Linked DNA regions of Homo sapiens: region 2 is linked to region 1. The links are chromatin loops, found by intact Hi-C in ENCODE. Cell type or tissue: endothelial cell of umbilical vein. All regions are shown on one strand. Links, peaks and the distances in the headings refer to the core of each region. The heading gives the core; the rest is flanking DNA. Region 1 has its middle 160 kb from the start of FREM1. Region 2 has its middle 180 kb from the start of TTC39B.

Region 1 (16,596 bases), core at 3,502-11,501:
GTGAAACCCTGTCTAAAAAAATAAATAAATAAATAAATAAATATATATATATATATATATATATATATATATATATGTGTGTATATATATATGTATATATGTATATATATATGTATATATATATGTGTATATATATGTAAGTTAATTAGGAAATGATAATATGGCTTTTCTAAAACTGATATCTGTAGGAAGTTCTACAAGACAAAGGAGGTCTTTAGGATGAAATAAAGATAGTAGTGAGACTGCAGCTTCCTTGATTATGACTTTCTTTCTCTCCTTAGTAAAAGCTCTTCTTACTGTTAGATTTTATTAACATGAAATGACAGGATTTACCCTGGACTTCCCATTTCTCAGAGAATATGCAGTTCTCACTTATCTGTGAAGACAGTAGTGGAGCTGTAGTGGAATACCTCTAGGAAAGACTAAGCAAGTTTCCTTAGTCCACACTACTTTCCTGTCCCCTCCAAACACCTTCCCCGCACCAATTCAGTCAAAGACATCCCTTGCCATAGGAAAAGAAATACACAGCAGAGCATGGAGAACACAATTTGATATTATGGCATCCTAGTTTCAAATGGAGGCTTCTGAAACCCATAGAAGAGACAAATCCTTTTTTTTTTTTTTTAAGTTCTGGGATACATGTGCAGAATGTGCAGGTTCGTTACATAGGTATACACGTGCCATGGTGGTTTGCTGCACCCATCAACCCATCATCTAGGTTTTAAGCCCCGAATGCATTAGGTATTTGTCCTAATGCTCTCCCTCCCCTTCCCACCCACCCCCCCGACAGGCCCCGGTGTGTGATGTTCCCCTCCCTGTGTCCATGGGCTCTCATTGTTCAACTCCCACTTATAAGTGAGAACGTGTGGTGTTTGGTTTTCTGTTCCTGTGTTAGTTTGCTCAGAGTGATTCCTTTCAGCTTCATCCACGTCCCTGCAAAGAACATGATCTCATTCTCTTTTTTTTTTTGAGACCAAGTCTCACTCTGTCACCGAGGCTGGAGTGCAGTGGTGCGATCTCGGCTCACTGCAACCTCCGCCTCCCGGGTTCAAGCAATTCTCCTGCCTCAGCCTCCCAGGTAGCTGGGACTACAGGCACGTGCTGCCATGCCCGGCTAATTTTTTATATTTTAGTAGAGACAGGGTTTCACCATGGTGGCCAGGATGGTCTCGATCTCTTGACCTTGTGATCCACCCACCTCGGCCTCCCAAAGTGCTGGGATTACAGGCGTGAGCCACCTCACCCGGCCGATCTCATTCTTTTTTATGGCTGTGTAGTATTCCATGGTATACATGTGCCATGTTTTCTTTATCCAGTCTATCACTGATGGGCATTTGGGTTGGTTCAAAGTCTTTGCTACTGTAAATTGTGCTATAATAAACATACGTATGCATGTGTCTTTATAGTAGAATGATTCATAATCCTTTGGGTATATACCCAGTAATGGGATTGCTGGGTCAAATGGCATTTCTAGTTCTAGATCCTTGAGGAACCGCCACACTCTCTTCCACAATGGTTGAACTAATTTACACTCCCACCAACAGTGTAAAAGCATTCCCATTTCTCCACAGCCTCACTCACATCTATTGTTTCCTGACTTTTTAATAATTGCCATTCTGACTGGCATGAGATGATTATCTCATTGTGGTTTTGATTTACATTTCTCTAATGATCAGTGATGATGAATACAACTTACAAGGGATGTGAAGGACCTCTTCAAGGAGAACTACAAACCACTGCTCAAGGAAATAAGAGAGGACACAAACAAATGGAAAAACATTCCATAGTCATGGATAGGAAGAATCAATATGATGAAAATGGCCATACTGCCCAAAGTAATTTATTGACAAATGAGATCTAATTAAACTAAAGAGCTTCTGCACAGCAAAAGCAACTATCATCAGAGTGAACAGGCAACCTACAGAATGGGAAAATTTTTTTGCAATCTACTCATCTGACAAAGGACTAATATCCAGAATCTACAAAGAACTTAAACAAATTTACAAGAAAAAAAACAAATAACCCCATCAAAAAGCGGGCAAATGATACGAACAGACACTTCTCAAAAGGAGACATTTATGTGGCCAACAAACATATGAAAAAACTAATTCTTAATAGCCAAAACTTCTGAATTCAAAAGATGGGTCTCTGGGTTTCAAAAAGCTTTAAGTAAACAGGCTTAGAGTTTCTGCAATAAGCCAGATGAAGAACCAATTTTATCTAACTACATGAGGATTGCTGGGGAGGGGGGAAAAGGGAATCAAGTCAACAAGAGGGTTAGAACAGTTAAACTGGTGACTGGCTTCAGGCTTTTATGTTTTCTATAAGTGAGATATAGGTAAAATCATACTAGCCACACTTTAATGTTGATTTTTTTCATTCATACTTTCTAAAAATTATTTCACATTATTAGATGCACATACACAACATTTTCAGTGACTTCAGATTACTATATTTGTCATAACATACTATAATTCATTCATTCTACTTTATTTTTTTTTAGAGATGGGGTCTTGCTCTGCCTCCTAGGCTGGAATGCAGTGGTGCAATCATAGCTCACTAGCTGACTGTAGCCCTGAACCTAGGCTCAAGCAATTATCCTGCCTCAGCCTCCCAAGTAGTTGGGACTGCAGGTGAGCACCACCACACCTGGCTACATACTACAATTTAAGCAAATCTTCAGGTTGGTTTGCCATTATGAACATTATCTAACATGGGTATCTGCTTAGCCATCCTCTTTTCCAATTAATTTTTATGATTTTAAGCCTTTTTTTATTCTCAACTTTTTCCCCAACCCAACTACCAGATATTCAATACTAATAACCAGTTATATTTCCCAACTTAAAATAATTATATTATCCATTTATTATTCTCACATTCGGGTTATTATTTATGTAATGGAACCTGATTGTTTTTGCCAGCTTGGTATCTGCTTCCTCTTCTTTCTATAACAGAACCCAATTATTTTAAGGAAACTTCTGTCTCTCACTGCATGCAGTCCTGGTGAAGGTATCAGTCAAGGTACGTTCCCCTCCCCAGCTAAAGAAAACGCACAGACCCAAGTTAGACCAATCAAACTCTGGCTACTGGAAATGTAAATCTTGAGCACAGTGATAATCAGAACCAATTAATTTTAACAACTGAACCTTCAAGAGGACATAGGATAGTTCCTGCTACCTGAATACCCAGCTCTTGGTTAAGAAAGTATGACTTGAAAGTTAGTAGCTCCCAAGTTTAAGACAAAAAAAAAAAAAAATCAAAAACTTTTTTGGAGGGCTGCCTACCAGATGCCAGGACTAACATTCTGCTACCTAACTGTACTATCGCCCGGCTGAAAAACAGTAACAAAAAAGACCGGAAAAAAAAAGATCACTTTTCTTCCAGGTGGCCTAGCAGAGAAATTTCATGACTTTAATGCACTTTGAGGGCAGAAAGAGTCAAATTTCAGCCCTGCCTCCCATTAGTTCTGTGACCCAGCACAAGTTATTTATTAGCCTCTTTGAGTACCTTGGTTTTGTTACCCACTTCTACTAGAGTATGGTATGTGGACTGGAGACAAATTATGTAAAACATTTAATACTATGCCTGACAAATAGTAGGAAAACAATAAACACAAGCTATTATTTCTGCTCAAATATTTGGGTATTTAACATTTCATCAGGAAAGCCAGGTGTGGTGGTACACACCTGTAGTCCCAGACAATCAGGAGGCTGTGGCAGAAGGTTGTGTCATTTGAGCCCAGGAGTTCAAGGCCAGCCTGGTAAACATAGTGAGACCTCATCTCTATTAAAAAAAAAAAAAAAAAAACCCCAAACTTCAGCAAGCTGCATTACATTACTCATATGACTAAGTTATAATACCGCTTAACCAAAAGACTAACAATATTACAAAGAAAGAAAAAAAATGTCTGGCCAGGCACAGTGGCTAACGCCTGTAGTCTCAGCACTTTGGGAGGCCAAAGTGGGCAGATCCAGGCTTCAAGAGCAGCCTGGCCAATATGGCCAATATAGTGAAACCTTGTCTCTATTAAAAATACGAAAATTAGCTGGGTATATTGGCACATGCCTGTAGTCCCAGCTACTCAGGAGGCTGAGGCAGGAGAATTGCTTGAACCCGGGAGGCAGAGTTTGCAGTAAGCCGAGATTGTGCCACTGCACTCCAGCCTGAGCGACAGAGCGAGATTCCATCTCAAAAAAAAAAAAAAAAAAAAAAAAGTCTTACAAATTTGGACAATGAGTTCTTCTACACCTGTATATTGAGCAAAAATCTGTATTTTTAACAGATAACTTAATTCATTATTCCTGGTATGGACACAGAAACAAATTCCTAAAATGCATGGTGAATGACAAAGATTTCCATAATGAACATTTCATAATTCAGATATCACCAATACTGAAATATCTCCAGCAAGCAGGAAAAAGTATCCAATTGATGAATTAAAACTGGCTAGTAACTTTCTTGCAAAAATAACTCTACTAAGAAGACTGTTTTGCCTTGTTTTATTTTGCCAGAGACAGAGAACTTTATAAAGATCAAGCCCACCTGTGGAAATAGAAATCCATTATTTCTTAATATGTGTAATCTAAACAAAAAGACTTAAATTTACCTGTAGGAAAATCATTTAAAATTATTCATCATTCTTTTTCCAATTGAGTGACAGCAGCTAAAAAGAAAAAAAAGTATTCATTATTCTTTAAAGAAATATTTTTCTAGTGAGGAAAGAATAGTCTGAACAAATGATGCTGGGACAACTGGGTATCCACATGCAAAAGAATGAAATTGTACCCCTACCTCACACCATATATGAAAATTAACTCAAAATGAATCCTAGATCTAAAGAGCTAAAACTACAAAGTACAGGAGTAAATCTCTATGATCTTGAGTTAGGCATTAGTTTTTTAGATATGACACCAAAGCACAAGAGACAAAAGAAAAAAATAGATAAACTGGACTACATCAGAATTAAAATAATCTTTCCCATGCAGAGGCCACTGTTATCTAGCTCATGTCTAATAATAACAGTAAGGACAACTCATTTTAATTAAGTAACTTAATGTGTGCCAGACATTGTTCTCAGGACATTACATGTATTAGTTCATATAATCCTCACAACAACACAATGAGACAGGTATTATTATCTCTGCTTTCTAAATTTGGAAAACAAAGTGCAGAGAGTTAAAGCAAGCCCAAGGTCACACAGCTAGCAAGTAGTAGAACAGTGATTCAAACTCTAGCACTGTGATTCTCAAGTCACTTCTCACCACTATGCATTAGTGCCTAAAAAATAATTTCATTGTTGATTTACATGTATACTTTAAGAAATGTGGACAACCTTCTCTCAGAGTAGGTTAAGAACTATTACGTGATGCCTTCTCCCAAACACATATGTATATGCACTTAGCCTGTGGACAATGAATTCAATCCTACCCTTAACCATCACCATCCCTCTTTGCCTTTGGTTCCAGTCCACTTGTTCCTGTATTACTTAAAATGCTGCAATAGAAAACTGCAGAAGTGGTGAGCACTGCTTTGCTCCCGGCACTCACATCCTTATGCTTTGGCACAAGTCTATGATAAGAATGCATCCCCATTCTCACCCTCAGTTGTTCCAGGCAACTTATGCCACAAGAAGCGTACCTTTACCCCAGCTGTACATACAAACTCGTTTTCAAACTTCCTTTTTAGCTTTTGAAATGTTTTTCAAAAAAAAAATTGAAAAACGTTTCTCACTGACATAGTATATAGATATGTACTTAAATAAAACCAAAGTTTAGTAAACAATATTTACTATTTGGTATATACTGATATTTTACTTTGTTTTTTTAATCTTTCCTTTTAAAATACTGGTCACAATTCAATTGGTTTCATGATCAACATGTTAAAACTTGAAGTTTGACAAACACTGAACTAGAAAAATACAGGCATTAATAAAATTGTCTGTTTTCCCATAAATACAAATATAAATTTACCCAGAAGCTTTTCACATATATTTGCTGAACTGAACTTAATAAAAAAAAAAACACACAACCTTAGTTACTGCACCTTAAACTGAGCTTATTAGTAAATATCACAGTGATATTTGAAGGAGCCTAAGTCTTTTCTCAAAGGGGTGCATCCAAATAAGAGTTTTACATAAAAAATGATGCATACAGTTATTTAATAAGAGTTACTAATTACCTCTGTGGTCAATCTCCAAAGATGTGAAATAGTGATCCTTGTCATTTAAGTTCATAACGCAGATTACTGTTACATAAGACACACACAAAACGTATGAACCTTTTTTAAAAAAAATTATGGAAGGAAGAAGGCAGAAATCCAAAATACTACATACTCCCTCACAACCTAATTGCTTCTGGATGTTAAGAGCAGGAAGTCTAGCCCCCAATTTTTTTTTTCTCCCTCCATGACCTTACTGATAAGAAGTGGCCATCCCGGTAATGGAGGGGAAAGTAAATGTTATAAATTGATAGCAGAAATTCCAGAATGTCGGCGGACTCCAAATCCAAGATTAAAAAGGTAATGGCAAGAATAGTGCTTCACATTTAGCAGGTGGTCAATTAAACCTCTACTGGGTAAATGAATTGTATAAAAGAAGCATACGCTATTAAAATTTGTTCAGCCATTCAGTCATATTTAGCTGTCTAAACTGCAAAGACTTGTAAGTTAGTACCAAATCCCAAAGAAGTTTACCAAAGTTACACAACCAGGCAGCAGCAATGCTAAGCCCATTACTCAATTCACTGTTTTCTTTTCTGTTCTGTTGCCACCTCAAAATAAAAAAACACATCCTTCGTTAGAGATGATAAAGTGGATATTAAGACATCTATGTAATTGGAAACAAGTTCCACATTCAATTATTACCTCTGCATATAAGATAAGCTGTATAGTACATGAATAAAAAGATTTATTAAATTTGCTAAATTTCATATTTAATAAATTTAAAATTTTATTAGAGAAATCAGAGTAAATCCATTTTATTACCTAATTAAAGTTGTAAAGGGCTACAAAGAAACTAGAAATTAAACATGTGTTAATTTAAAAACAAAAAACAAAACCTTAAAGTACAATTTAAGCTACCAGTCTCCTGCATAAACACAAGGCAGAGACCTCGATGCTGGGAAAATAGCCAAAATTACAAACTTAATCAATGTGGCAGGAAATCTGTTCACACTTTGAAATCTTGATACAAAGCATTTCTGACAAGCCATGAGATGGCATAAAATTAAATTATAATTATAATCGTAAGTTCTTCTATTTCCTATGTTCTTACGATGGTTAGAACTTACGATTATAACCATACTGAAGTATCAGTTATTTTTAGAAAATCAAGCTAAAGGTAGTAATATGAACCAGATTTTATTGAAGATTTGAAATTCAAATACTGTGGGCAAAATATATTTAAAAATAGGCTTTGTTTTACACTATTGTTGTAGAAACAAGGAGTTTTTGACACCGCATAAAGAATCTTTAGTTGTTCCTTTAATTTACAGACACTTAGATGAATTAATTTTTAAGAAGAAGTTTAATTTTCTAGTTGGATAAAATATTAGTGCTAATAAAAGTATAATAAGGATCTGAATCCTAAAATCACTTATAAAGAGCCTACAGAATGTCCCTCTGGCAATAAGAATATCATATAACACCTAGATTTTCAAATAATGTGCAAAAAATGCTAACTACTCATACTTTTCAGAGGGAAGAAAAAGGAAAAACATCTATTATAATAGAAAACAAAAAAACTTTATTTAGATACATTGCTGATCTAATGAATGTCAAGAAATAATTTCGGGAGAAACTTGAAAAAATAAGACCCCAAACTTTTATTTCAATGGCAAAGCTACACTTTGTGTGGTTTAAGCCCATCGTTAGTCCTCTAGGATCTGGCACTCTTCTAACTTCCACCTTTCTACTCTACCCCCTCTACTGAGTCACAACAAAACTGCCTTTGTTGTATCAAATTAACCCAAGAACAACATACTAGGCATTTCCTCCCATCACAGCATTTACTCATTTTATTATATGCATCAGGAATGCCCTATCGAGTTCCCTTGTGTATGTGAAAACAGTCTGCTTTGATAACACTTGTCAAAAGGAGACTCATCTCCTCTCCCCCTAAGAACTTTGGGACTTTAGGGGAAGAAGAGATTTCTATCATTTCTCTCATTCACTAGAAGTTTACGAACTTCCTCAGGATTTTGTTTCTTTGTTTTAAACTTCTTATGCCTCTACCAGACTTAAAACGCAAGTTCAAGACTTAAAACACAGTTATTATGAAGATACTTGTAGTGAGAAGCAGTTTAGCCTCATGATTAGAGTATGAGCCAAGTATCTGGATGGAATTCTGACTTTTCCTTAACATTTCCTCCTCTCAATCTTGTCGACTGGAAAATGGGGATTATAACAGTGCCTACTTCATCAACTTGTGATGAGGATTTAAATGATTTCATACATGTAAAGCACTTAGAACAAGCCAGGCACAATAGCTCACACCTGTAATCTCAGCTACTCGGGAGGCCGAGGCAGGAGGGCCGCTTGAGCCCGGGAGTTGGAGACCAGCCTGGGCAACATAGTGAGACTCTCTCTAAATAAAAATGTTTGTCTTTTAAATTAGCCAGATGTGGTGTTGCATGCCTGCAGTCCCAGGTACCTGGGACAGTGAGACGGGAGGATCTAAGCCCAGTAGTTCAAGGCTACAGTTTGCTATGATCACTCTACTCTTTCACCCAGGCTGCAGTGCAGTAAAACAAAAAAACCACTTAGAACAGTATTCAGCTAACAGGAAATTCTAATAAATATTAGTTATTATTAATATTACTATTTTTATCATAATTCTCCACAGCACCTAGTAGTGCTATATATATATATGTATATATGCTCACTTTGAATGAAACAACATTTAAATAATTTTTAAAGGCCCCTCATGGAGTAAATGGAGGCTCAGGCCCAAAAGATCAAATCCATTATAAAGGGTTGGTACAAGAAAGAAATTTGACCTCCAAAACTACTTAAACATCTTGAACAAATTAAGAAGAAAGTCAAAGTGTAAAACTAACAGTCCAAATAAGCCAAGTATTTTTTCCTGATAAAAAAGGAAGAGACATTTTGAGAGAGCTTGACTGTTTCTATATAGGAAATCTACCCCTAAAGATGGTTATTTCTGAAATGTCATCTTAATTTCTAATCTATCAATAGTATATCAAACTGATTCTATTTTGAATCTACTTATACTTCTAGATTTGACATTATTTACTTAAGTAGGAAGCTTCACTATTTACCATCTCACCTTGAAAAGTAGTATTAAATTCAATTTACCCAACAAAGGTAATCCCTGGCTATAGCACTCAGGGATTTAGTATACAGATCCATGTTTACTTTATTGATATGCTTCACAATTTTATACTTTATCTGCCTCTTCACTATCAGCCTGAAGATCAATTTTAATCATTATAGTTTTGTTCTTCCTCACAGGGAAGCTGATTCTGTTTTTTTTTCGATTTGTTAGCTGCCTGTCTCCATCAGTTCCTTTGTGTTGACCCATGGCTACAATGGGTCATAAATTATGGAAAACAAGTAACATCTTACGCATAGACACTAGGATACTACAGTATGTTTGAGGAAATACAGTACAGTCAAGCAAGCCCAATAACTGCCTTATCTCTTCTACAAATACACAATGTTACTTTCAAATAACAATGGCTTATATTAATAGATTAGTTCTCATCAAGTGATAAAGAACCTATCTGAGTTGCCAAGAGTAGGACTGATTTAGATCCTAAGCAAGATTCTTAAAGGATTATTTATGAAAGTATAATAGAAATAGAAAGCTTATGTTTTGATAATATCAGTAACCATGCCTACTCTCACATAAGTTTTGGCTTATTTCTTATTATTTGCATATTTTACACTGAGACAGTCCATAAGTAAGTTCTGTCAAAGACTGTCAAGCTTCACACAAAGAACTTAAATTTCTGAAGCCCAGGTATTCTAGTTTATCATCATTAACAACCAAATGTTGTAATAGCATGGGGAAAACATAGTCTGTCCTGTTTTACAGTTTAATTACTAATTAGCAAATAATGTGACATTTGAACACTCACTATTCATTCACCTTGCTTCCTGTTTAAAGAAATCATTACCAAAAAACTGATGATGAGAACACAGGAAATAGAAGAACTTAGGATTATAACATTAAGAAAAGAAAAAGCTCTCAGTGGTGTGATTATGAGAAATTATTTTCTCCTTTATGCCTTTAGATATTTCTTCCAAACGGAATGCTCAGTAAGCCTTAGAAGTTTGAGGTATTTACCTGTTCTGTGTGTAGTGACCATGGCAAATGTCTGCAGGTTCCTTTGGGAAGGTTAAGCAAAGTAGTCTCCATATGCATTTGTGATGTTTTTGAAATTTTCTTTCTCAAGTGTACCTGCCTCCTTTTCAAAGGACTCTGGGTCTAGGAAGTGACTCAGTCTAAAAATTGGAAGAACAGTCACAATTCTCTACATATTGACTCAATTCAGGCAAAAGCTTGAAGTCAATCAGGCCCAAATGTTTTCATATATACCAGCAATCTGGGTGAACTCCCTTTCAATTTCAATCTTTAGTACTCCATGATCAAACAGTCCCATTAAAATACCCCAGCAATAACAAAACAAAGTAAGACAAAAAGATCGTATTTCACCCCTAAATATTTTATCATGCCATCCTAAAAACAAAGGTCATTATAATACCACTACCACATCTAACAAAATTAACAAATTAGTATCATCTAATATCTAGTTAATATCAGTGTATCTCCTCCTTATCCCCAAAATAGCTTCTTACGATTGATTTATTACATTATATTATATTATGTTATGTCATAATATAGTACACATTACATTAAAATACATTAAATAGACTTCTGGTTTCAGCCCAGAGATGTAGAGAGCTGAAAAAAAAGCATCACTTACACCTTTACAACAAGAAAAAAGCTGCACAAAGCGGAAAGTAACTGCTTTTCTTGATCTCATCCATCAACTGAGATCACAGGGCAGACAAGTCATCTGCAATCTGGGAAGGAGAAATAGGATGGCAGCATTCACCAACGTGGGGCCAATGCCCCTCGAAGCCACATAATCAGTAAGAAGTTCCAACTAGAAACTCTAAGAATAAAATAAGCATCTATCAGCCCATGCTAATGTAAATCAAGGACAGAATAAATAAATAAATGAAAGAAAAGGGACAGCTCTTCCCTATAAAAGAATTCTCTTTAATAAATGCAGAAGGAATGAAAGTCATAGAAAATAACCCTTAGGACACCACAGTAATAACCGTGGCAAGATTCACAGATGAACGCTAAAATTATGGGCAAAACATTACAGAGAAACAGAATATTTACATAGCCTCAAAGTATCTTGCCCAAATATTTATTATTTTTAAAATAAGTACACAAATTCTTTGATAATCCACCCTTGGAGATGGAGCTTAATTCTTTTCCCCTTGAGAATGGGCTGCGCTTAGTGACTTGCCCCTCAAGAATAAACTATAGAAAAGGTAACGTAATAACTACACGATGGAGAAACCTGGAAGACACCACCTTATCCAAATGATCACATTTAACAGCACCAGTAAAAAGTCGCATTGATGTCAGGTAGCCTTTGATATAATGTGATGAAAAAAAATACTTCACCTCAGTGGTATCTTTCCCCAAAACCTGTAACTCCAAGCTCATCATGAGAAATCATCAGAAACCCAAACTGAGGGACATTCTGCAAAATACCTAATACTCTTCGAAAATGTCAAAGTCATTAAGAAAAGGTAAAACTATGAAACTGTCATAGATTACAGGAGAGAAAGAAGACATATAACTAAAGGCAGTGTAGTATCCTGGACTCATTCCTGGAAGAGAAAAAGGGCATTGATTGTAGAATGATTGGTGATATCCAAATAAAGTGTGTAACTTAGCTAATAGCATTGCACCAAAGTTAATTTCCTAGGTTTAGTAACTTTATCATGGTTATGTAAAATGTTCAAATTAAGCGAAAGTGGGTACGGGGTATGCAGGAACTCTGTATTGTCTTTACAACTCTTCTGTAATCTAAAATTATTTCAAACTGAAGGCTTAAATTATATATATTAACATTATGTATGTTCATATAAGTAGCTGTTGATCTGTATCACTATTTGTCTTATCTAATTATCTAACTAGACCTAGAGTGAGAGAGAAACAGAGAGAGAATTCATTTGGATGTATACATTCCAATGTGAGTCTTAAACCAGTCCTTCTGATTAATAGAATGACTTCACAACTCCATTTAGTAAGGCTCAGGGCATTTCCTTTTTGCTAAAGAACAAGAACTTGATCACAAAATTCTCCTATGAGAAGGGTAATAGAGAACTTCTCTCTCATTTTCTCATTGAATTCTGCTGTGGTCAGAGAACATATCCTTTACCATTTCAATCTTTTGAAGTTTATAAAAGCATTTTATCATACTGGTGGGGAATGTTCCCGCATGCATTTGCAAAGAACGTGTTCTGAAGTTGTTGGGTGGAGTGTTCTAAGTGACAATTTCATCAAGGAATTTGACAGATGATTAGATCATCCAAGTCTTGTCTTTTTGCCTATTTGTTCTATCAACTACCAAGAAAGGGGTGTTAAAGTCTCTAAGATGATTGTAGATTTGTTTGTTTCTCCCTCTAGTTCTGTCAATTTTTGCTTCATGTATTTTGGATCTCTGTTATTAGGTGCATACACATTATAATTGTTTTGTCTTTATGATGTATTGACCCTTTTATTAAATATCACAAATGGTCTCTGTCTCTGGTGAATCCTTATAATTAGGGCTACTTTGACATTAATATTGCCACTCAAGCTTTCTCATCCTTATTATTTGTATGGTATATCTTTTCCCATCTCTTTTCCAATTGCAATATATGTTTCACTATACTTAAAATATATCTCTTTAGAGAGCATATAGTTAGATCTTGCTTTTTTATAAAATCTGACAATTACTGCTTTTCAAGTGGAGTATTCAGTCTATTTATATTTAATCAATATGATTGTGGTTTAGTCTACCATCTTGCCATTTGTTTTAAACAATTGTCTTTTAATGAAATTAAGAAAAAAATTGTAGTATTTTGTATTTATCCACATAATTACCATTGCAAAGTGCTCTTTATTCTTTTCTATGGATTTGGTTTTCCATCTGGTATTATTTCTTTGTAACTTCAACCAAATCCTAAAGGATTTCTCACAGTTAAAGCTTACTGGTGATGAATGCTCTCAACTTTCATTTATGCTAATGTATCTTTATTCCACTTTCACTTTTGAAGGGTATATTCTCTAAATATAGAATGCTGGGTGGATATGTATTTTGAGGAGGTTTGTTTGTTTGTTTGTTTAGCACTTTACCAATACAGTTCCATTGTCTTCTCCCCTCCATCACTTCCATTTAGAAATTACCATAATTTGTATCATTGGTCCCCTCTATGCAAAGTATTTTTTCTTTACCTGCTTTAAAGATTTTTCTCTTTATCTTTGGTTTTCAGCAAATTGACTGCAATGTGCTTAGCTAGTGGGGTTTTTTGTAATCATCTTGTTTGAGTATGCGGAACTTAGGTATGTAAAGATTACATCTGTTACCAACTTTGAAAAATTTCAACCATTGTTTCTTCAAATATTTTTCCACTCCACTCCCTGCCTCTCTTCTCTCTTCTCTTCCTTCTCTCTGTCTTTTTCTCTCTTTCCCTCTCCCGCTCCCTCCCCAGTGAAGGAATCCCCAAATGGCACCCCATAATCTCCCTGTAGTCTAGTACCCTGCTGCGTAAATTCTAGGCACTTGAGCAGTCTTGAACTCTCACCTCTGCCTGCTCAGCTCAGAAAAATCACCATAATGTGCTTGACCCCTTCAGCCTATACTGGAGTCAGGCAGAAAGATGAGGGCAAACATAGTTCCCATCCTGTATTAGTCCGTTCTCACATTGCTATAAAGAACTACCTGGAGCTGAGTAGCTTATAAACAAAAGAAGTTTAATTGACTCACAGTTCTGCAGGCTGTACAGGAGCCATGGCTGGGGAGGCCTCAGGGAACTTATAATCATGACAAGGCAAAGGGGAAGCAAGCACATCTTCACATGGCAACAGGAGAGAGAGAGAGCAAAGAGGAGTGCCACGCACTTTTAAACCATCAGATCTTGTGAGAACTTACACACTACCATGAGAACAGCAAGGGGGAAATCCACCCACATGATCCAATTACCTCCCACCAGGTCCTTCCCCCAACATTGAGAATTACAATTCAACATGAGATTTGGGTGGGGACACAGAACTGAACCATACCATAACCCTTGTGTTTCCCTTCTCCCAAGCATCACAGTCCTGCACTGTCTATTGTTCAAAGCTTACAAAGAGATGATGCCCCATATATTTGTCCAGTTTTACAGTTGTTTCTGATAGGAGGAAAAGTCTGGTATGAGTTACTCCATCATGGTCAGAAGCAGAAGGACATCCTTCTCACAGTGTTAATAATAATAGTTAAGTCAAGACATAACACAATTGCCCACGAATAGTAAAGCAGTTAAATTATAATTGTATCATGGAAAACTAAGGAAAATGAAAGATTATATTTCATGGGGGAAAATGATGCAGAAATATCTGAGTCGCCTATTTCAAATTTTAAAGGTAGATTACAAAATGGACGTTTGTTAGTGAGGACACTAAGCGTTAGCCAGGTGAAAAAAATAGCCAGAGAGCTATCTTGGTCAGAGGAAACACTGGCAAAGAAGCACTGACTGTTGGACTATTTGGAGAACTGCAAAGAATTCAACTGAGCTAAAACAATGGATACAGTGAGTGTTTAACAGGACCTGAGGTGGGAGAGATTAGCAGAAATAAGATCAAGCAGGACCTTGTGGATGTGCTAAAAGATGTCTCTCCTTAATTATTCAGCCTTGAAAAGGAAGGAAATTCTGACACATACTGAAACATGGATGAGCCTTGAGGACATTATGCTAAGTGAAATAAGCCAGTCACAAAAAGACAAATACTACATGATTCCACTTATATGAGTTTAACCTAGAGCAGTTAAACTCATAGAGACAGAAATAGAATGCTGGTTGCCAGGGGCTGGAGGGTTAGGGGAATGGGAGGTTGTTGTTCAATTGACATACAATTTCAGTTTTGCAAGATGAAATGAGTTCTGGAGATTGGTTACACAACAGTGTGGATGTAATTAACACTACCGAACCACATATTTTTAAATTGTTAAGGTGATAAATTTTATGTTATGTGTATTGTAGCACAATTAAACATTTTTAAATTGAAAAACGATTTTTCTATCTGAAGACAATGATTGCTAAAGATGATTGTTAAACAGAGTGACATAATCACATTTTAGTTTAAGAGAGGGTGCCTAGCTGGGGAGATAGATTAGAGGTTGATAGGCAAGGAGGACCTGTAGAAGGCACTTGAGCTACTCAAAGTGAGAAATGATGAGAATCTGGACCAAGGGAGAGCACGGAATAAGGGGAGAGCCAGTAAAGAGACAGCCATTTAAGAGGTAGACTTGACAGATTTCAACAATCAATTGGGGAAGCAGGGGAGAGAAAGAAAGAGAAACCTCAGAGAACAACCAGAATTCCAAGCTGGGAACTCAGGGAGTGGGAACATTGAACCAAGAGGAGATAATGTGAAAAAGACCAAGTTTGGGAGATCAAATTCAACCTAGACATATTGCGGATAAGGAGCAGGGATGTTCAGTTTATGTCAAATGCAAACTTAAAATTGTTTTGGCTCTAAACATTACCTTCAATAGACATTACCATCAATAAAATTGAAGAGAAGGTGTTGAGTAATATAGTTGTAAGTATGCAGTCTTTAAAATTCAATTGAATTATCAATAAAATCAAAGGGATACAAATCTTTCAAATTTGATGAAAGTTTTTCTGAGTCAGGCTTGGACCAAGATATATTTTATTTCCATGGATTACTGGATATCATAGGCTATTAAAAGTTTCTAATACTGTGGTAGTCAAACAGGCTCCATTGACCCTTAAGTGCTCCAGGACCCTAAAAGAGAAGTTCTAGAAGCTGTTTCAAAGGCCACATAAAAACATTAAGATGAGCCTTCAAAGCACATATATGTTTACACAACAAAAAAAAGGACCAGGTATTTATTATTCCTCAATATTCTAAATGGTGGGGTTTTGAAAAATATATTCCAGTATTAACTTCAATGATATGGAGTTTTTTTTTAATATGGCATGACCACAGTAGGCCCTATTTGGTTTTGTTGGCCCTCAGGGCAATTAAAAGCCATCACTTTAAGCAGTAGGTCCCAAATTAGTTTTATAGGTATTAACAATGGGAAAATTAGAAGATACATATGAGCAAAAGGAAGAAAATGAAAATCACTACTTGTAAATATCTTTTTATATCAATAAAAGTTATTCTACAACATTTTCTGCTCTCCATTTAAGCCATTAAATTTTCCCTAAATATGATTCATAGGTAGAATATAATGTTTTAAAGGTCAGTGGAATGACAGCTACAACACCGTAAATTGTTGATTATAGTATCTGCCAAAGTAGATGCTTTTAAAAGCAAAAATAAAATTCATAGGA
Region 2 (16,596 bases), core at 3,496-11,495, 56 kb after region 1:
AGAGCAACAGACCTACTCATATTACTGACACAGGAACCCAATCCTTTCCAAAATTGCCCTGAGTTTCTTCTGAGGTTCTCCAGAAAGTGTTTCTCAGGTGCTCACGAGTCAGTTCTGCCTACCACTCCTCATTTTCCTTGGGAACTCTGAGCCCACTCTTTGCCCCATAACACCACTGCCTCTACAGCTGTACCATAGCATTGGGAGCAGCAGCTCTGCCCAGGCCCAGATCCCTGCGGAGTCGCCCAGGCACAGGCTCTCTTTTCTGGCTGTGCGTCAACAGCTGGACTGTCCCATGAGAAATTAGAAAGGAAAGGTACGCGCTCTATCCACCACAGAACTCAGGAAATGGACTGCAGCTGAGGGTGGGAGCAGGCTAAATCATCAGATAGCTGAAATGGGATTTTCAGGTAACACACACAGCAGCCATTTCTCTCCTTCCCCACTGGGTGCCCATGGGTATCCAGAAAAGCAGAGTTAGAGTGGGAGCAAGTGCCAGAATCCTCAAGCCCTCCTGCTGAGTCTGAATGGGGGTGGTACCCACTCCGCTTCTTTCCCCAACAGGAAACTCTCGAAGGGTCCTGCCTCAGGGTTGTTTTATCCACTAGCTGCTCTAGACACAGTGCCTGTGGCCTTCCAGCTATTCAGTCAACAGCATATGAAAATGGTGAGACCTACTATAAAAAGTATTTATTCCAAAATTTTTTTAAAAAAATACATAATTGAAATGAATAAATATTTATCTAAAATGATTATCAAATGTAACATTACATCAACTCAAATACTATTTCCTTAAGGACATTCATCACCATAACGTGGGTGCATTTGCATTTGTTGGAATGATATGGGATGGCGTCTCCAAAAGTAAGATCCCTGACAGCCTCTGTAGTCAAAACAGGTGGCTCCTCCCTGCAGTCTGGTTTCTCTGACCGTCGTCAGCCTCCTAACTCTGCCAAGCCTGTCTAAAAAGACTGCAACCCGATTATAGGTACACTTCAATTTTCAAAAAAAATTGTTATAGAAATGTTTGACTATACAGAAAAGAATACTATCAACCCATATGAAGCACTCAAGACCCAGCTACAATGTTCATGAACCCACAGCCAATGCATACCTCCTTTCCCTCCAGCAAATTCCAGATATTGTATCATTTCATCCATAAATATTTGATATATATATTTACATATATATAAAATCTTTAAACCTTTTTCAACCTACATACAATAGTATTATCATACCTAAAATACTGTAATTAATAATTTCTAATACCATAAAGTATCCAGTAAGGATAGAATCTAATTTTTACTTCTTCCTTAGCCTTCAGGTAAGTCAGTCAATGGAAGTAGTTTGGTTTTGTTTTTGTTGCTGCTGTTGTCGTTTGGAAGAGGTCACTTTACCCACCATCTGCATCAATCAATTTCCAGCCCAGGAAAACTCCTAATAGGTAAGACTGAAAGAGAAGAAATGAAAAGGAAGATGGGGCTGGGGGCAGTCACTCATGCCTGTAATCCCAGCACTTTGGGAGGCTGAGGCAGGCGGATCACTTGAGGACTGGAGTTGGAGACTAGCCTAGCCAACATGGCGAACCTGTCTCTACTAAAAAAAATAACAATACAAAAATTAGCTGGGTATGGTGGTGCACACCTGTAGTCCCAGCTACTTGGAATGCTGAGGCAGGAGAATCCCTTGAACCCAAAAAGTGGGGGTTGCAGTGAGCTGAGATGGCGCCACTGCACTCCAGCCTGGGCGACAGAGTGAGACTCTGTCTCAAAAAAAAAAAAAAAAGGAAAAAGAAAAAGAAATAAAGAAAAGGAGCTGGAAGGAGGGAGATATCTCTATTTGACCACGGAAGGGATTTACGGCAAGGAGAACTGGGAATTTTGGAGAATGAAAGAGGGTCTGGAAAGAAGAAAGGCAAGAGATAGGTGGACGCCAAACACAAACATGCCTGTATGCTGAGGGTCTGCGCTCTCATTTAGCAGGTATGTCTGAAACATGTTCAATCCTTCTGTTACAACAGCCAGCAGAAGAGGTCTCCTCACGCTGAGGGAATCATTGATGGTGGTCTTTGACAGCACTAGCAGCGTCTCTGGGACTTCACCAGCTGAACACAATAAGCTTCACAAGCCTGCTCCTCTTGAAGAGAAAATAGTTTTTAAGTGGATTTTATTTCAAGGCAGGCTGGCAATTCAACAGACACAGGCAGGCAAAAATGTTACAGAGCCAACAGCAAGTTTTGTTTTAATTCACATTATGCAAAACAAATGAATTTGAGGTACTTAAAAAAATGTTCTCTTCACCTCATTCTCATTGAGAAAGTAAAAATTGTTCTCCCTCTTTCTGCTAAGAACCATAATTATTATAAAACCACAGGAGGAGCTCTGCGACACTGTAAAATGTTTTCATAGTTAAACGATTGTATCTTTCTTTGTTTTTTGTGGACAGTCATATCTGGGAGATGTCCCTCTGTCTGTGAAGAAAACTCCAGTCTCTTCAGCCTGGAATCCAATCTATGCCCACCTTACCTAGCTGATCCCAAGAAATACTTCTCTACCATAGGTCTCCCTCCTTCCTATTCCTCACTCTCATTCAACCCATTCCCACAACTCCAGCTTTATCCAAAACCTTCTCCTCACCTGGTGTTTCCAACCTCTCTTGCTCAGGCACAGTTGAAGTTCTAGTTCCCTCTCAAAAGCTTTTAATCTGACCAAACCATCACATCCTTCTCTTCTCCAAAATCCTACAACACAGAGCTTGACCCCACAGCTTAGTCCTTAAATATGCTTTCTCATATGATCTAAAAATTGTTTCTACTTATATCTTATTTCACTAATATGATTTGCAACTTCCCTGAAGCAAAGGACTGTGACTCATGCATCTTTTATACCCAGAACGGTACTAAGCACCTGGTAAACATGTGGTGCCTACTATCTTAATTTGCCTTGAACTTTTAGATCTAATGTGGGAACTGTCATTTCAGCTACTTGTATGCTTACCAAATGGGATTTTATAATTTCACAAATATATATGGAAAGATTTGGATGACACTATGGTATAGTGGCATCTTTTCATCATAGACGATTTGACATGGCTCCCTTTAAATAAATTACCATTGCCACTTTGACAAGTTCATTTGTTGGAAACATAAAGGACTCTATTAATATATGGGCTGACCTATATGTATATCTTAGCATTTTCCAATGAGTGAACACTGAGTTTTCCTTTTTGTTCTTCATGTCAATATCCACTAATGTACTTCTAGCATTCTAGTCAATGTATACCAAAAAGAAAGAAGACAGAGAATAAACATTTTGTAATTTATCACTAGTCCAATTTAAGATGAGGTAGGAAAAAATGTATTATTTTAACAGTTGCACCATGCCCTCCTAGGGATGGAATAGGTTCTGAAAAACGCTTTGACGAGCACTTGCAGTATAAATTGAGACACTGAGCATCTGGCCATCAGAGAAACACTTGAAACTGCTCTGAGGACAAGGAAAGGAATTTCTTTGTTGTTTAAATGAGTCGAGGAGAGGAAAGAAAAGTAGGAAAAGAGAGCAGAACAAGCACAAGACCCTATGAAGAAACCCTTTCTCCCTTTTCCATCTGGAAAGAGCCATGGGACGACCCCAAATGGAAGGGCCTTAAAGGGTTTTGGAGAGCTTAATATAGACTTTTAATTTCTTATTCTATGTAAATGGAGACCTCTGTTCCTTGTGCCATCCAAATCTCCCACCAAACTCCTCAACACTTTCTCTGAAGTACTCAGTCTTTGTAAAACTCAATCTCTACATAACTCAGCACCTTCTCAACACAACCTCTACGCAACTCAAACTCTACTCAAGCCAACTTCTATGTAACTCATTCTCTACCCAAATCAATCCCTACTCAAATCAAATTCTTCTCTACTCAGTTAAAACCCTTCTCAATTCATACTTGAATCAGCTCCAACTCAACCTAATTCAAACTCTACTTAAGTAAACTAAACTCTACTCAACTGAGTTTCCTAAACTAAAATTCACTGTGCTTACAGATGCTTTGTGTGGGTGTAGTTTTTGGAAGAAATTGAAGAAGTCTGCATCTTACATCTACAGGCTGTGGTTTCAAGCCACTTTATCTTAAACTTTATCTAGACATCAGAACAAAGGCTCCCAGCTGATGTAAGTTACAGACATTGTTTAAAGCTTTGAATATGCGTATGTAGACTACATGAAAGTAGGAAAATTTTTTCTGGACTGAAGGTACTCAGCCCAGAATGCACGGGTTAGAGAGCAGAACTATGGCACTGAGCAAGTAGAAAAGGAAGCCATTATCAGGTAGCAGGTGTTAAACAAAAACCATAGGAAGTCATTGTTTTGAACTGAGCTCCTGGACTAACAAAACAAAACAAAATGGGGTCACACATGCTAAAGGCCCCATCATCAAACTGAAACTTTTTTTTTTTTTTTTTTTTTTGAGACAGAGTCTCACTCTGTTGCCCAGGCTGGCAGGCTGGAGTGAAGTGGTGCAATCTCAGCTCACTGCACCCTCCACCTCCTGGGTTCAAGCGATTCTCCTGCCTCAGCTGCCTGAGTAGCTGGGATTTCAGGCCCAACAGGGCAAAACAAAACAAAATGGAGTCACACATGCTAAATGTCCCATCATCAAATTGAAACTTTAAGGAAGCAGATAGATCCCTTAACAGACCAGTTTTTCCTGAAAACAGGAGATTCCAGTCTACCTGAGTCAGCATAATAAACATGTCCCATCAGGCCGGGTGCAGTGGCTCACGCCTGTAATCCCAGCACTTTGGGAGGCCGAGGCGGGTGGAGCACCCTGAGGTCAGGAGTTTGAGGCCAGCCTGGCCAACATGGCAAAACTGTGTCTCTACTAAAAATACAAAAATTAGCCAGGCGTGTTGGTGCACGCCTGTAATCCCAGCTACTCGGGAGGCTGAGACAGGAGAATTGCTTGAACCCAGGAGGCAGAGGCTGCAGGGAGCCAAGATTGTGCCGCTGCACTGCAGCCTGGGTGACAGAGGGAGACTCTGGCTCAAAAATTAAATAAATAAATAAATAAATAAATCCCATCTGCTTTAATCTTTACCAAAATAAAGTAACCTGAAATAATCTGATGTTAAGAAATCAGTTTCTTAGATGTTGTTCTCTTTCCTTGTTCTCACCTTACAAAACTCACTGTTCTGCCATTGCCCAGTCAGAGCTCTCATTCTGTTTTGCAGAATGGAGGTTGTCCCAATTCATGAATCATAACCAAAGGCCAATTAGGTCTATAACTAAATTTGTTGTAATTTTCTTTGACACAGGTGATCAGTGATAGGCATTTTACAAAGCATACTTTGGATATCAAACCTCTTTAGAAATAGCATTTTTGAAATGTTTATTGTTCAAAGCAGTGGAAAAGAGTACATCTGGCATACCAGAGTGAAATGAAGAGGTGTAATTGTCCATCACCTTTTGAAAGGCCACTAAAATAAATTAAAGGACTTTAAAATGCACATACCCACAAGGACAAAGAAAAAAAAGGAGAGGAGACACCTGCCAATGAATGATGTCAACAAATCTTCAAAGATGGAAAACAGACAAGGGAGTAGTAGCAACTCTAGCAAAGGGGTCTAGCATCTGAGCACAAAGAAAAATAATAATGCATGGGGCCATAGCACCTGCAGCACCAGGAAAGGCTCAGGAATGGAAGTACCAGGAACCAGAAGGCAGGATGAGACTAGGAAGGAAAATCTGTATACAAAGTAGAGAGTGATCAAATACTATGGACCCTTTTACTTTCCTCAGTTCCTTGCAGCCAGGCTACTGGCTTTCTCCCCATTGCTTAGGAGAATGGAAATGTGGTCTCTGGAAAAATATGGGCCAGAGAGAGTCAAAAGTAACTAGGAGTACAGAGTTGGTCTGAAGCATGGAGCTCAAAAGGGTGGGATTAAGAACGCCTTCAATGGTAAATGTTGGGACTACATCTTCTTACCCTGCAGCTGGAAACTATATTCTCTCTAGGAAATATGTTAAAGTATTCTTGTCTAAAGAAAGTGAACAATGGGCCGGGTGCGTTGGCTCATGCCTGTAATCCCAGCACTTTGGGGGGCCGAGGCGGGCGGACCACGAGGTCAGGAGATCCAGACCATCCTGGCTAACATGGTGAAACCCCGTCTCTACTAAAAGTACAAAAAAAAAAAAAATTAGCCGGGCGTGGTGGCGGGCGCCTGTAGTCCCAGCTACTCGGGAGGCTGAGGCAGGAGAATGGCGTGAACCCGGGCGGCAGAGCTTGCAGTGAGCCGAGATCGCGCCACTGCACTCCAGCCTGGGCTACAGAGTGGGACTCCGTCTCAAAAAAAAAAGAAAAGAAAAGAAAGAAAGTGAACAGTATGAGAGGGGGAAGAAACTCTAAAGACATTGATATTAGAGGATCTCTTAATGAAAAAGTCAAATCACAAACCAAAGCCCACATACTTTCCTATCAGCTACCAATATGCTTTAAGTATTATTGAGGTTGTTTGTTTGTTTGTTTGTTTTGAGACAGAGTTTCGCTCTGTCGCCCAGGCTAGAGGGCAGTGGCATGATCTCGACTCACTGCAACCTCTGCCTCCCAGGTTCAAGCGATTCTCCTGCCTCAGCCTCCTTAGTAGCTAGGACTACAGCCGCGTGCCACCACGCCCAGCTGATTTTTTTTTTTTTTTGTATTTTTAGTAGAGACGAGGTTTCACTGTGTTAGCCAGGATGGTCTCGATCTCCTGTCCTCAAGTGATTTGCCCACCTCAGCCTCTCAAAGTGCTGGGATTACAGGCATGAGTCACCGCGCCTGGCCAAGTATTATTGTTTTAATGAGAAGACAGAAAATATCCCCAAATATCTGACCAAGTTGGTAGCCTTACACTACCTGACTTCAGGACTTTTGATAAGCTGTGGTAATGTTGCTATAAAGATAGATATATGAAACAATGAAATGGAAATAGAACTGTACATATACAGTCAGTTGATTTTTAACAAACATGACAAGGTAATTCTCTGAGGAAATAACTATCTTATCAGCAAATAGTGCTAGAACAACAGGATATGTATATGAAAAAAACTAATCTCACACTATGCACAAAATTAACACGTAAAAGCTAAAACCATAAACAGGCAATGACTTTTCTTATAAAAACAAAAAATACCAACTATTAAGAGATGTTAAATAAAATTTATGGGAGGCTATTGTTATGGAATGAGCGCCTGCACTGGGCCCCAACAGATCAGACCAAACCACAATGAAATCACTTCTGCTAGGTGCCACGTAATCATGCCAAACTTTAAAAGAGGCCTGTTTTCAAAAACAACAGCCTGTCCAGGCACAGTGGCTCACACCTCTAAACCTGACATTTTGGAAGGCCGAGCCCAGAGGATTGCTTGAGCCCAGGAGTTGAAGGTTGCAGTGCACTATCATCACACCACTGCACTCCAGCCTGGACAATAGGGTGAGACCCCAACTGAAAAAAAAACAAAACAGAAGATTTACCATAATCAATCAAAAGGGGCCCAATGAACCTGAGCTGGCATGATAAGGAAGCCCCCTCAGCTGTAATTCATAGAAGGGAAGTAACTTGAAGTAACCTGGTGTTAATCGATCTCCTTTTTAGACTATGCTGTTTCCTTGTTCCTGCTTAAGCCACCTTTAAAAACCAACTGTTTTGCCACAAATGGAGGAGCTCTTGTTTATTTATAGACTGAATGCTGCCGGTTCATAAATTGCTGATAAAAGCCAATTTGATCTTTAACCTCAATTTGTTGAAATTTTGCTCTTTGACACATAAAGAATATTAATAATATATTTTGTTAAAAATGTTTAAACTTTTTCTGTATAAAATGTCCATTTATAGGTAATGAATAAACAAGGTAATATATCTATACAATAGAATACTACTCAACAGTAAAAAGAAGTAAGAATAGACATGCTGAGTGAGGTGGCTCACCCCTGTAATCTCAGAGCTTTGGGAGGCTGAGATGAAAGAATTGCTTGAGGCCAGAGTTTGAGACCAGCTAGGCAAAAAACCAAGACCCCATCTCTAAAAAAAAAAGTTTTAAAAAAATCAGCCAGGCATGACGACACTTGCCTCTGGTCCCAGCTGCTCAGGAGGCTGAGGTGGGAGGATCGCTCGAGGCCAGGAGTTCAAGACCAGTCGGACAACAAAGTGAGACCCCATCTCTGCAAAAACAAAATTTTTTTAATTAGCCAGGCATGGTAGCATGTGTCTGCAGTCCCAGCTACTCATGAGGTTGAGGTGGCAGGATCACTTGAGCCCAGGAGTTCAAGGCTGCAGTGAGCTATGATCACAACTGTGCTCCAGCCTGAGTGACAGAGCAAGACTTATATGGTTTGGCTCTGTGTACCCACCCATATCTCCTCTTGAATTGTAATCCCCACGTGTCAGAGGAGGGGCCTGGTGGGAGGAGAATGGATCATGGATGCAGATTTCTCCTTTGCTGTTCTTGTGATAGTCAGTGAGTTCTCAAGAGATCTGATGGTTTAAAAGCATGGCACTTCCCCATTCACTCTCTCTGTCCTCCTCCTGCTCTGATCACATACGATGTGCCAGCCTCCCCTTCACCTTCTGCCATGATTGTAAGTTTCCTGAGGCCTTCCCAGCCATGTAGCAATTAAACCTCTCTTCTTTTCTTTTTTTTTTTTTAAGATGGAGTCTTGCTCTGTGGCCCAGGCTGGAGTGCAGTGGCACGATCTCGGCTCACTGCAACCTTCACCTCCTGGGTTCAAGCAATTCTCCTGTCTCAGCCTCCCAAGTAGCTGGGATTACAGGCGCCTGCCACCACGCCCGGCTAACTTTTATATTTTTAGTAGACACAGGATTTTGCCATGTTGGCCAGGCTGGTCTCGAACTCCTGATCTCAGGTGATCCACCTGCCTCAGCCCCTCAAAGTGCTGGGATTACAGGTGTGAGCCATCGTGCCCAGCCATAACCTCTTTTCTTTATAAATTACCCAGTGTCAGGTAGTTCTTATTTATAGCAGTGTGAAAACAGACTAATACAAAGACCCTGTCGAAAAAAAAAAAGGAGAAAGGAAGAAGAAGGAAGGAGAAGGAGGGGGAAGGAGAAGGAGGAGAAGGAGGAGGAGGAGAAGGAGGAGGAGAAGGAGGAGGAGAAGGAGGAGGAGGAGAAGGAGGAGAAGGAGGAGGAGAAGGAGGAGAAGGAGGAGGAGACGGAGGAGGAGACGGAGGAGGAGAAGGAGGAGGAGAAGGAGGAGGAGGAGAAGGAGGAGAACAAGGAATTCAAGATGGTATAAACACCCATCAGGTTCTTCCTGATCACTGCACAAACCAAATCAATTCACAGAAACTATGGCACTGCAGTAAAGAAAGAGTTTGGCTGACACAGGGCCAGCCATACCATGTGAGAGATGGAGTCATTCCTCAAATCAATCTCCTTCAGCATTTGGGGGCTAGAAGCATTTTCAAAGGTAGTTAGCAGGGAAGAGGTGGGGTGGCTAGGCAATAGGTGGAAAGGAGGAGGAGAAGAGACACAATAACATGGATGAATCTCAAAAACATAGATGCTGAACAAACAAGTCAGACGTAAAAGACTGTAAGTGTATGATTCCATTTATATGAAGTTCTACAACAGACAAATCAAACCCATAACAACAAAGAAAATCAGTGGTTATCTGGCACTGGGGATGGGGGCGAAGGGATTCACTGCAAAGGGGTATGAAGTAACTTGGGGGGTGATGGAAATGTTCTAAAGGTGGATTGTAATGATGGTTGCTCTGGTGTAAACATTTACCAAAACTCATCAAACTGTCAATTTATAATGGGTATATTTTATTGTATGGAAATTATACCTCAATATATAGTAGTTAATATTTTCTAAATCTCTTGGTATCACTTCTTCCTCCAACTTCTGTTCTATTTCTCTGCTCCTGTTACAGGTATGCTCTCAGAAAGATTTGTCTACAACCGCTAACTCTATTTTTTCTCCTCTTATTCTTAGGGGTCCTAAGTCAGGCTTATAACCACACGATACACCAAAACTGTTATTGTTAGAATCATTAATGACTTCAAATTTCCTAACCCAATTATCAATTTTATACAGTTTCTCACTCCTTCTTCATGATATGCTTAGAGACACACCTAACTCTTTTTTGGTTCTCCTCCTACCTCACTGCCTGTTCCCTGTCAGTCTGCTTTATTGGTTACTTGTCATCTTCCCAACCTCTGCTTGGAGTTTCTCCATGCTTAGTAATCCTCTATTCTTTCTCTACGCTCATTTGCTGGGTGATCCCATGCGGCCTCTAGCTTTAAATATTATATCTAAATGCATGGCTCCCAAAGTTGTATCTTTATCTCAGACCTCTTCCTGAACTCTAGACTCACATACCAGCTGCGACTTGATATTCCACTTGAATGTCTAAGAGGTATGTCAAACTCAAAACATCTACAGTATGCCGAATAATGGCCTGCACAGCTATCCAGATCTTAATCCCTGGCTCTAGTAAATGTTACCTTCTGTGGCAAAAGAAACTTTGCAGATGTGATTAAGTTAAGGTTTTTGACATGGGAAAATTATCCTGAATTAGCCGAATTGACCCTAATTATCATCTCAAATGTTCTTATAAAAGGGAAAGGACTGCAGATGAAGGCAATCACATACTGACTAAAGTTCTCTAACATAAAAAGCTGACTTTGAAGATGGAGGAAAGGGCCACAAACTAAAGAATGAATGCAAGGAATGCAGTTCCAAAAGATGGAAAAGGCAAGGAAACAGATTCTTCCTTAGAGTCTCTAGAGGCAGTGTGGCCCTGCTGACACCTTGATTTTGGCCCAGTAAAACTGTTCTCAGACTTCTGACCTCTAGAATTGTAAGGGAATACAGCTGTGTTTTTCTTGTTTGTTTGTTTGTTTTGTTTTGAGACGGAGTCTCACTCTGTCACCCAGGCTGGAGTGCAGTGGCACAATCTTGGCTCACTGCAAGCTCCCCTTCCCGGGTTCACGCCATTCTCCTGGCCCAGCCTCCTGAGTAGCTAGGACTACAGGCATCCACCACCACACCCGGCTAATTTTTTGTATTTTTTAGTAGAGACAGGGTTTCACCACGTTAGCCAGGATGGTCTCGATCTCCTGACCTCGTGATCCGCCCACCTCGGCCTTCCAAAGTGCTGGGATTACAGGCGTGAGCCATCGCGCCTGGCCAGCTGTGTTGTTTTAAGCTGCTAAGTTTGTGGTAATGTGCTACAGGAGCAGTAGGAAACTGATACCACGTCCTGAAGTGAACTCCAATCTCTTGCCTCCAAATCTCCATACCATTCTCATTCTCAGTAGATGGCTCAGGCCAAAAAACTTCTAGATACACATTCTATAAGGAAACAGACTTTGTTTTATGCACTGCCATATCTCTAAGCATAAAATAATGCCAAAGTAGGAATTCAACAGTCATTTGCTGAACAAATAAATGAGTGCAGAAAACAGAAGATCAATATAAAACTCTCCTTAATAACTACTTTTGCATCCATGAAACAGGACTGAAGTAATGTAGTATTAAAAATCAAATATTAGTACAAAGAGGTCTTTAAAACTAATATCTTTGCTAAAGTTTTTAAAAATGCAACATAAGGGAGGGAAAAGTAGAATGAAAAAGCTAAAGACAATACTATAGCAGACTAAAAAATTAGGATTGACTGCTAATTCTTTTTCTTTCCCTTTTTTTTTTTTTTTTTTTGAGACAAAGTCATGCTCTGTTGCCCAGGCTGGCATGCAGTTGTGCGATCTTGGCTCACTGCAACCTCCACCTCCTGGGTTCAAGCGATTCTCCTGCCTCAGCCTCCTGAGTAGCTGGGATTACAGGCATGCGGCACCATGCCCGGCTAATTTTTGTATTTTGAGTAGAGGCGGTGTTCCACCATGTTGGCCAGGCTGGTCTCAAACTCTTGACCTCGTGATCTGCCTGCCTTGGCCTCCCGAAGTGCTGGGATTACAGGCGTGAGCCACCGCGCCCGGCCCTTGACTCTAATTCTAATCCAAAATTACAATCGAGGCCCATGATCCAATTAACAGGCATTCCAGATGGAGAAAACAGAAAAAGGGAAGAAAGAAAATTACTAAAGAAAATAAAAGAATTTTCAAAGCTGAAGGACATAGGCCTTCATGTTGAAAGAACTCATGAGCACACATAAATTATGAAAGGACTACATAAAGGCAAGTATATAGAAGAAGATATAGAAGAAGAAAATTTTCCACAAATATAAGGGCTGTGGCACAAGAGAATGTCATCCCTCAGTACCTAGCGCTGCGCGGGACCAACAGAGTGAGGACCGCGGGGAAAGGAGCCAGTGGGGTCAAAGAGAGACCACTTTCTAGCAACACCTGGCTCAGAGAGTTCACTAGTCCTCTTGTGAACAGGCTGTTGGAAACTAATAACGCCATACGTTGCTTTGTTGTTTTTAGTTTTTTGCACATGAAGTTTTACCATGGAGAAATGTGCTTATGGTTCTCGTAAACACTAGGTTCAATCATTCTCAGCAACTATCCATATCCCCCTCAGCAAGACCTGAAGTCAAGAGCCCTTCAGGTATGTCACAGTTAGAAATCTGTACTGGCCAGGGCATGATGGCTCACACCTGTAATCCCAGCACTTTGGGAGGCTGAGGAAGGCAGATCACTTGAGGCCAGGAGTTCGAGACCAGCCTGGCCAACATAGTGAAACCCCGTCTCTACTAAAAATACAAAAATTAGCCGGGAATGGTGGCAGGCACCTATAATCCCACCTACTTAGAAGGCTGAGATAGAAGACTTGCTTGAACTCGGGAGGCAGAGGTTGGAGTGAGCCAAGATCACGCCACTGCACTCCAGCGTGGGTGACAGAGACTCCATCTCAAAAAAAAAAAAATCTGCATTGGCCAGAACCAAGGGCAAGTTTGACACAGAGGTCCTTTGACAGAAAGCTAAAGCTAACATTAACTGAGTCATTATTTGAACCATTAAAACACACATGCACGTGCACACACACAGACTCAGTGTGTGTTCTCGAGAGGAAATTTCACCATTGTCTTCTGGCTTTTCTCACTCACTATTTGCTGTTCCTGTCTTCCTCCCTTCTTATTATGGTTGCTGCATGACTTTTTTAAGACTTCATTTTTTTAGAGCAGTTTTAGGTTTACAGCAAAATCAAGCAGAAGGTACAGAGATTTCCCATGTGCCCCCTGCCCCGACACACACGGCCTCCCTGACTTTTGACATTTTACATCACAGCAGTCCATTTGTTACCATGAATGAAACTACACTGACATATCACGAACACCCAAAGTCATAGTTTACATTCTATGGGTCTGGACAAATGTATAAGAACATGAATCCACCATTAGAGCATCATATGGAATAATTTCACTGCCCTAAAAATCTGGTAGCACCACTTTTTAATTGAACATCCACATTCAACTTACCTAGAACAATGATATGTAAATTGCATTGTGTGAGCTGAGCAAAAGGCACAGAATACTGTAGTACATAGACTGGAAACAACAAATTATAATAATGCCAAAACTGACTATAAAAAGAAACCTATTAGCTGGGCATGGTGGCTCATGCCTGTGATCTCAGTGCTTTGGGAGGCTGAGGTCAGAGGATTACTTGAAGCCAGGAGTTTGAGACCACCTGTGCAACAAAGTGAGACATTATCTCTACAAAAAAAAAAAATGTTTTTGATTATCCAGATACGGTGGCATGCACCTGCAGTCCCAGCTACTCAGCAGGCTGAGGCGGGAGGATCGCCTGAGCCCAGGAGTTTAAGGCTGCAGTGAGCTATGATCACGCCACCGCACTCCAGCCTGGGCAACAGAGGGAGATCTCATCTCAAAAAAAAAAATCTAACTGAAAATTGTTCTAATCTAATCTCAAACATATCTGAAAATTACTCTAATTTAAAAAGATCTTGCTATGTTAGAAACTTCTTAATGCTAAGGCTGTGTAGTTTATTGATATATAGCAACATCTTTATAAACATATTTTCATTGTTTATAAGGCCGCCAGGCTTGAGGGTCGCCTGTAGTCCACAAATAACCTTTGACCAAAACAAATAAAAACCCTTTGTTTCAAAACAATGCACAAGTACTTTTTTAAAAACTCAAATTACGTTCAAAGAGTTGTTTGTGTAACCCAGAGGTAGTGGGGACTAAATAATTAAATGGCAAACCCAGTCTCTGAGCTTACACCAAATACCCAGAAAAACCTAGCTAGGAAGAAAATAGGTGGTAAACTATTAAACACAGATGGAGGTACTTCTAAATAAAATGGGAGACTTCTAAGAAGTTCCCAAGTTGGTTTTTTGTTTTTTTAACCTAAAATCTGGGAGGTTTCTAAAACTTCTCCTTTCACAGTTACACAAAAAGCATTTTGCAATAGGTGTAATCAGAGCCTGTCCACCATGAAGAAGAGTCCCAGGCAACTTCAACGTTGCTGTGGCCCTGAAACACCATTTCAGTCATTTCTGGCCAGTAGCCTGTAAAGAGATATTGATGGGTAGTACCAAAGCAACCTAGTGAAGCCTGTGCCTCAGGAGGGGCTGCTTCGTGGGTATGCACATGTATGTCTTCACACACACAAAATTGCTCAACCGCATCTGGCTAGTTACCGTGGAATGAAGTGGCTATTACGTAGTTGGTTTTAGAGTGTGGGTTCAACTCTTTAGTGAGAGCATGGAATTATGGTTCAAGCCACACACCCTGGCACTTAGTCAACCTGGAGTCAAATCCAGCCCAGCCACGTACTTGACCTTTCTGTGCTTCTGTTTCCTTCTCTATAAAATGAGAATGAGGATATCTCTTTTACAGAGTTTTGTGAAGATTAAATGAGTGAATAAACATACAACACTTAGAACAATGCCTGGTACAGAAGAAGTGCTATATTAAGGACTGGCTATCACTACTATTCTTGGCATCTGCATTTGTTATCATAAAGTCTAAGTTAAAGAACCCACAGAAGGATTCTCAATAAATGGGAACTGAATCTGGTGGATGCAATGAAACTTGAGGCCAAGACAGTTGTGTCCATGTTAGGGTGCCCAGGTAAACTGCAGCTCTAGGTTCAAATTCCAACTCCTCCATCTTTGCACTGGGAGCAATTCTTAACATTGTTGAGAATAGAAATTACTTGAGTTACACTCAACCTGAAAAATCGAGAGGGGTAAGTGAATACTATCAATATTTCACTTAGTAGCTGACACGTAGCATGTGCTTCCTGAACAGCATTTTACTTTCCATGCCCTTAAAGTGGCAACCTACTGTTCAATAAGCTCCACTGAGACTGAATCACATCATGGGCCTTGTTACCTGCCGTTATCAGTAGTGCAGTAAATAAATGATTGCAGTGAGTATGTGCTCACTTAATAGTGGTTGTATGAATGCATGAATATACCTATTAACCAATTATTGATTAATAAATGAGTGACTACTTGCAAAGGATATATTTCTGTGAGGGCATACCATTCCTTACAAACTGGTGTTCAAAAAGAACATTTAACTGAATTGATCTGCCCTAAGCAATAGGTATGGATGAAATTTAACTGAAATGGTGTTGGGGGTGACCAAAATGACTATAATAGTCTCAGAACCAGGGATATTGTGAAAAAATTAGAATTAACCTAAAAATTGTACAATAAATGAGATTTGAGTCAAAATACTCTCTAATAAACACTCTAATAAAATATGACATTTCCATTGAAAGGATGGCAAAATTAAGAATAGGGAGAGATTACAGTGATGAAAAACATTATTTTGTTGTGTAAATTAGAAACTATGTTTCTAATCCTGAAGATGTCTGGCCTTGGAGGTAGGTGAGTCCAACAGGAATTATTCATTTTCAGGTAAGATACCAACGCTTTAGGGAATACATTCTTCTATATAGAAGGTACAAATGAGAGAATACTAGAAAACCATCCTGAGAGAGGGTAAACAAGAGGATATTAGGCATTTGTTACTCCTGGGATGATACAAAGCTCACATGATAAATGCCACCTGAAGAGCACGAGAATGCAAAAGCATACACAGAACTGAGGATTCATGGAATGGCCCCAGAACGGACCTTGTCCCATTGCAACAAGCACTGAAATAAGACCAAAAGAGGAGTTTGGAAATGTTTTGAGTCACCAAATCATTATTAAAAGAAATGCCTGGTACCCCACAGAGATTTCTTTGAAGAGCACAGTGTCTATTTAGAAGTAGATATTTCTATTTGCTTGCTAAAATTCAGTCTCTTTTTTTTATATTACACTTGAAGATGATTTGAGGGAAAAGTAATATTTATTAAGGGTTGCATGATCCAAGGAAAATTTCCCACAAGTAAAATGCACACTGGTGACCCAAAGTTCTGGAAGGACACAAGAAAAGGAGTGCACTAATTTTCCAAGCAAGATGCCTTAGGAAGTGGCAACAAATAATTAAGATGTGAACTCGGGACCGGGCGCAGTGGCTCATGCCTGTAATCCCAGCACTTTGGGAGGCCGAGGCGGGCAGATCACCTGAGGCTGGGAATTCTAGACCAGCACGGCCAATATGGAGAAACCCCATGTCTACTAAAAATACAAAATTAGCTGGGTGTGGTGGCAGATGCCTG

What was found. Peaks named below come from ENCODE experiments on the same cell type or tissue, not always from the same donor. Only the 100,000 strongest peaks of a DNase experiment are listed, where the experiment ranks them.
Region 2: it touches region 1 in a loop (2.2-fold over the local background); 1 of 110 quality-filtered maps calls a loop at or near these places.

Annotation. Positions count from the first base shown.
Region 1 is chr9:15,061,322-15,077,917 of GRCh38, forward strand. No RefSeq gene overlaps it. Among named protein-coding and RNA genes, the nearest start is that of FREM1, 160 kb to the left of the region's middle. In endothelial cell of umbilical vein, for the core only: no CTCF peak of the experiment used is centred there; DNase peaks (open chromatin) are centred at 8,020 and 9,610; H3K27ac peaks cover 1,010 bases.
Region 2 is chr9:15,117,635-15,134,230 of GRCh38, forward strand. No RefSeq gene overlaps it. Among named protein-coding and RNA genes, the nearest start is that of TTC39B, 180 kb to the right of the region's middle. In endothelial cell of umbilical vein, for the core only: no CTCF peak of the experiment used is centred there; DNase peaks (open chromatin) are centred at 6,937 and 7,077; H3K27ac peaks cover 1,089 bases; H3K27me3 peaks cover 810 bases.